2 separate regions of the Homo sapiens genome follow, and region 2 is linked to region 1. The links are chromatin contacts, found by Hi-C or POLR2A ChIA-PET in ENCODE. All regions are on one chromosome and are shown on one strand. The core of a region is the stretch at or near the end of the contact, and the rest is flanking DNA. Distances in the headings are between cores, read along the strand shown.

Region 1 (2,700 bases), core at 190-2,689:
CCCGTGGGAAGTAAGTGAAAAGCAAGTATTCCTATTTTGACTACACATTCTAATGTATTGGTTATTTATATTTATGATCACCAACTATTATCTATTAGACTTCTCCGGATTTAACTGTTTAGGAAGTGAGCTGTAGACATACAGAAACCAAGGATTATTTTGAGCCAATAAACAGTGACTTGACCAACCGAATGCCTTGTGTGGTTATTAATCATTCCATATCACCATCATCAAAAGACACTGTGCATCTACTCAGCTGGGCCAGGGGATTAAAGGTTTACGAAAGAGTCCCTCCTTGCCTTTAAACGGTTTAAAGTCTGTTTGAGGATGGGTCCAAATACATAAAATGATGAATAACAAAGCGAAGAACATGCTGAAATCTGGACTGACAAAAGAAAAGGGCCAAAGGGCTTGTTTTTACTGGAAGTATTTTTGCATAAGCTGGGAAGGGAGTTTGCATCTTCTGGACTCATAGATCAGACAAATGAGCAGCTTCAACAAAGCAGATTTATGCTATCCACCAGGAGGGTTTTGCTTAGTTGTCAGTTGTGGACTTTCTTCCAAAAATGCAGCTGTTTTGAAGCAAGAAATCTGGCACCAAAAAATAAATAAAATGAAAATTTAGAATAAGAATTACCTCCCACCCAACTCTAATCAACAGCTACGTCTCCCTTTCCTCCACCTTCAAGATTTAAAGGTCTGGGGTGGAAACTGGAGGTGTGGGGGGGCGAATGAGCTATTTGCCTTGCCCCAAGACCACCAATCTCCTGTGTGTGTGTCTCTCTCTCTCCAAATACGACCCTCACACACTCTCCAATTTACACTGCTACAACTTCCCAGATTTGTTTTACCTTCTGGAAAGATTTATCCATTTGGAAGCGTTCTTGAAGTTGCTAACTGTCGTGAAGTTCGATTTGAAAGCAAAACAATGACCGCGTTTTAACAGACAGTGCAAATTCTTTTTAAAAAAAAGTTGTTTTGTGATTATGGGAGATAATCAACAGCTACTCAGACATTCTTCTCTTAAACAGCTGAGGTTTATCATTTTCGCTATTATGACAATGAATTTTTTCCTCCTTTGCTTTCTGCCTTTTGGCAGGAGCCTCGACTCTGCAGGTGTTAGCGCTGTAAGGGCCGAACCCAACCGCCAGAATGTCTGCCGAGCCTAGCATGGGATGCTGCCCAGCAAAACAGCACCCAGGGAGAGGGCGACTGAGGAAGACAGCCTGCAAGCGCGCTTCAGAAAGGACTGGGACCAGAGCCCTAGAAAACTACAGCGAGTGGATTCCCTGGCAGGGGAAACCCGCGAGAGCCTGGGAAAAAAAAAAAAACGAGAGGGAGAGAAAAAAACTCACCCGGGCGCCCTGAAGCCCAGCGCAAGCAAGCGAGTGAGCGCGCAGGCTGGCTGGGCTGCTCCAGCTGGAAGTCATTGTGCGGGCTGGCGTCTGCGTTGTCAGGGCGACCGCCCGGCCGGCGCCAGCGGAGCGGGGGAGGCGGGCTCCGTGAATGGGTGACGTCACGCAGCCGGCGCCAGGCAGTCTGGGCGGCCGAGCCAATGAATCAGCTGTCCGGGGGAGGCAGCGCAGCGCGGCGCGCGGGAGCTGGGTGCAGGAATGCGCCTGGAGCCGCGCGGCCCGGGAGGGCGCGAGACGTCTCCGCCCGCCTGGTCGCCCCGCGGCGGCCAGAGGTCCCAGCGTCCCAGGCTCGGCCATTCCGGTGCCCCCCACGCCCAGTCTGCGGCTGTGCCCGCGTCCCTAGTTTTCCGCCGGTTACCCCCACGGGCGCGCGCTCTGCGGGGAGGCCCACGAGCTGGGGGGGCCGCTGGGGTGGTGTCAGGATGTTTTCACTTACTGCGACTGTGGCACTTATTTAAAAGGAAACATACAATAAAACTTGTCCTTGTAGATAAAATAGACTTTGAAAGTATTGATGAATTCACTGCCACCTTACTGTGCTCTCCGCATTGTGCTGGGTGTTGGGTATCACAAACAATGAAAGGACCAGGACTCGGAAGTTCCCAAAATTGAACTGGGTAGAAAAAAGTGTAAGGAACTCATGATTCAGACTTACAGCCGACTGCTCTTCCAATATTCTATAGTGTGGGACTATAGGGCGCCTTTAAGGTTCTAGAAGGCAAATGGCTCCAAAGATTTCCAATTTTTTGGTGTTTTTGTGTTTTGCATTACCTCTGTCCTGCTTTGCTCTCCATTACAGTGTCCTGTAGGTGGCCAAGTACTGGGTTAAGGTCATTTCAGTATGCCCAGCATTTGACGCTCTCCCTGACTCCTGGTAAGGACTGGACATTGTTGATGGGTAATCCACAATGCAAGAGCAAATAATTTTAAGGCTAGAGTAAAAGGAGTACTTCTGAATTCCTAAACATCTTTTTGGGTGCTTACTTGTTGGTTTCTGGTGGTTTTTCAAGAGTAGTGATGCATCATTACTGAAACTGGAAAACCAGAGTGTGGCCCAGACTCACATTATAGTAGATGTCGTTAAATCAGCCCTTCCTGCTGAAGTCTGTGCCCCCCTTTTTAAATCTGGAAGATGAGATCTGGTGAGATATTCTCTTAAGACTCATGAAGTTCTAGCAGTCTATCATTGTATTTATCAACCTTTCAAACGAATGACTTTATTCCTATCACAGTATGTGATATATGTGACATTCATTTAACAAACACTTCAGGGTCCCTGCTATGC
Region 2 (2,851 bases), core at 228-2,727, 410 kb after region 1:
AAGCACAAATGCTTTGGCACCGAAACCCTTCCCAAGTTTCTGACTTTCTGTATTCTGCAACTGATGAGAACGCAATGGTCACATCAGGTGGAGTTCTCAGTCAGGTCCTCAGAGTGAGCCAGGTATGAGGGTGGCTCAGTAAACAGGACCCGAATAAGGCAAATGTCCAGGTCTCACTTTCTCATTGCTGAAGGGGTGTGCGCAAAGGGCAGCAGGTGTGCTCTTGTTAAAAGGAAAGGAAAAGGAGCACTGGTGAGAGGAAGGGGAAGAAAACCAGGCAAAAAAGCATGAAACAAAACAGGAGCGCAGTGGGTCCTCCCCCAGCATGCCCTGCCCAATTCTATTTAAATCAACATTTACTGATTGGGTCACTACTAAGTATCCCGCAGATCTAGCCTGCAGCACCTGAAGAGACAAGGAAATGAGTAAGACGGGCTTCATCTTCAGGAAGGTTTCTTGCCAGGAATCACTGTTGTTGCCATTTTTAATTTTAATGGTTGTAGATAATTCCTGGACAGTTCAAATAACTTCACTGGGGCCCCTCTCCTCCCCCTAACCTGTCCTACTCAGAAGCTCCAGCCCCAGGCATATGAGCCAACCGAACCCTGGGAAAACCAAAGTGTCCTTGTGTGTCCCGCATCACACACGGTACAAAATAACTGTCACCCCTGAACAAGCCTCGCCTCAGAAGTCTAAAACCCAGGTCCTGCATTCAAAATCTATAGACTACCGTCTACAGATTCATCGCGCTTGTTTTTTAAGTAGGGTCATCTAAATTAAAAACAATAACGACTTGAGGACACTGATGAAAGAAACACTGGTTTCATGTATCAGACTACTTCAGAACTTGATTACAGGAAACGAGGCAATCCCAAACTTAAAGAAAAAAAAGTTCAGTAGAACTTGCCGCGCAGGCTGTACCAATATTTTTTCACACTTACAAGGAGAAAAACACTAACACCAACTCAAGAAGGGAAAACACACACACACACACACACACACACACACACACAAAAACCAACTGTCTAGTGTGTGGCTGTAAAATACGCCATGGAGGCGGAGGGACGGTGGCTAACACTTTCGCCCGCCCCGTGCACGCGATCGCTGGGGAGCTGGGGTCGCTGCGCTCCCGGCCTGCAGTTACCTGGTCCAGCGGGATGCCCAGGAGCTCGCTGAGCGGGTGCAGGTAGGTGGAGCCCGTGGTGCGGTAGGAAAGGCTGGACGGCTGCGGCTCTGCTGCCATCCTGCATCTTCGGGAGGTGGCTGCCCCTGTCCCAGCCCGCAACACCCCCTGCTCGGCGTCCTCCCGCCCGGGTGCTCTTGGGTGGTTGCCCCGAGAGGCGCACGGCCGCCTGGTTCGCGGGGGAGCGAACGGGAGGCCGGGGAATGCGAACCGGCGCAAACTCTCGAGGCGCAAACTCTCGAGGCGCAAACTTGGCTTTGGCGCTGGCGCTGCAGCCACGGGCGCCGTAGGAGGGCCGGGCCCAAGGCGCCCCGCTTCCCGCTCCCTTCCTCTCCGCGCCCATTGGCCCGGCCGCTCGGGACGGCCCCGAGAGGAGGGAAGGAGGGAGGAAAAGTGGGGACTCCGAGCCCGGCCCCCAAGCGCCGCCCGGCCCGCCCAGCCTGGCCTGCACCGAGGCCGACCGGGAGAGGGAAAGCGACGCCAGCGGGCGCCGCCGCCTGGCCCTGCAGCTGGAGGCGGGACGCGCCTTTCCTCCTCCCGGGCTGACCGTCCTAGCCCCCCGCCAGACAAAACGACCTCACCCAGCGGGCGCCTTCCACTAGAGAGCACCACCCACCCCGCCCCACCCTGTTTTGGTTTCGCCGCCGCAGTCGAAGCGGCTGAGTGGCTGCGTTTCCCTTTCAAGCCGTAGAGGGTTCCTCTGCCGGTGGCTGGAAGCTGGAGCGCCGCAGCCACCAGACTCCCTACTTCCTTTACCCTCCTCTGCGCTAGGCATAGTTTCCTACACCCTGATCTGACATGTTCGGTGTCACACAAGCAAATACAGGGGACTGCTAGCTTCGGGTCACTTCCGTCTCTGTGGAGTGAGAGTTATTTCACCTCTGTAAGAAACGGTGTTTACTGTCATACTATGTGCATTCTGATAAGTCATTTGCATGCCACGGGTCCTCAAAAAGGGTGCCTTGCTCCTTAACTTGTCTGCCCCCGAACACCCACACATCAATGTTACTTGGAAAACTTTTCCAAGTTATTGCTAGGTTCTGAGAAACATAAAAATCTTGAAGATCCTTTTCAGGAATCGCTAGCTGATGAAAAAGGGTTTCAGGAAGGTAATATTCTGGGCTGCTGGGTAGAAAACCAAAGAAAGTGAGCTCACGTGGCCCCCAGCCTCCGCTGGGTAAACCGGCATTCGATCAGACAGGCAATGACTTTCGGGGCCGACTTTATCAATGTGGCCTCCAGCTTCAAATTAAACCGAAGGCCTGTCAGGCACTGGCAACAACTTACTCTCCAAGACTCAGGCCTCACTCTTGCCTTCTTCAGGAGTTTTATCACCATCAAACTGCACTGAGCATTAAATTGCCAGGCCAGAGTTTCTCAACCTATGTCCCCTGTGGAGGAGGAAAAAAAAAAGTCTGTACCACCACTCCCACAAGCTAACCGAATGGAGATGTCACCACCAGATGATAATCTCTACCACTCACAAGCAAACCCACACTACAGACAGACAGACACATGCACACACGCACACAGGCATATACTTGAGGATCACTAGGCTAGATAGGTTCATTTAATATCATAGAGTCCTGGAAAATGACCAGCATTGGAGCAACATTCATCTTATCTGGAGCTAGATGACAGCTGAAGTGAGGTATATGAGAGCAGACG

Evidence for each region. Hi-C counts contacts between places; a loop is a spot of excess contacts on that map. ChIA-PET counts read pairs that join two places held with the same protein, here RNA polymerase II (POLR2A). Pooled maps may share reads with other maps.
Region 2: a loop to region 1 is called in a map of endothelial cell of umbilical vein, with 7 times the contacts of the local background. The contact joins the promoter of MBOAT1 here to the promoter of LNC-LBCS in region 1. A Hi-C loop is called at or near these places in 2 of 168 maps with a recorded cell type or tissue (Right ventricle myocardium inferior and endothelial cell of umbilical vein) and 6 of 50 pooled maps. POLR2A ChIA-PET finds 5 or more read pairs at or near these places in 1 of 52 experiments (PC-9).

Annotation. Positions count from the first base shown.
Region 1 is chr6:19,803,320-19,806,019 of GRCh38, forward strand. It overlaps LNC-LBCS (lncRNA bladder and prostate cancer suppressor, hnRNPK interacting), which reads right to left and starts at 1,440. Exons shown (of 4, transcript NR_134651.1): 1 at 1,356-1,440. RefSeq lists a silencer at 1,359-1,408.
Region 2 is chr6:20,210,992-20,213,842 of GRCh38, forward strand. MBOAT1 (membrane bound glycerophospholipid O-acyltransferase 1) reads right to left here and starts at 1,478. Exons shown (of 13, transcript NM_001080480.3): 1 at 1,145-1,478. The coding sequence starts at 1,243. RefSeq lists a silencer at 1,284-1,823 and an enhancer at 2,006-2,506.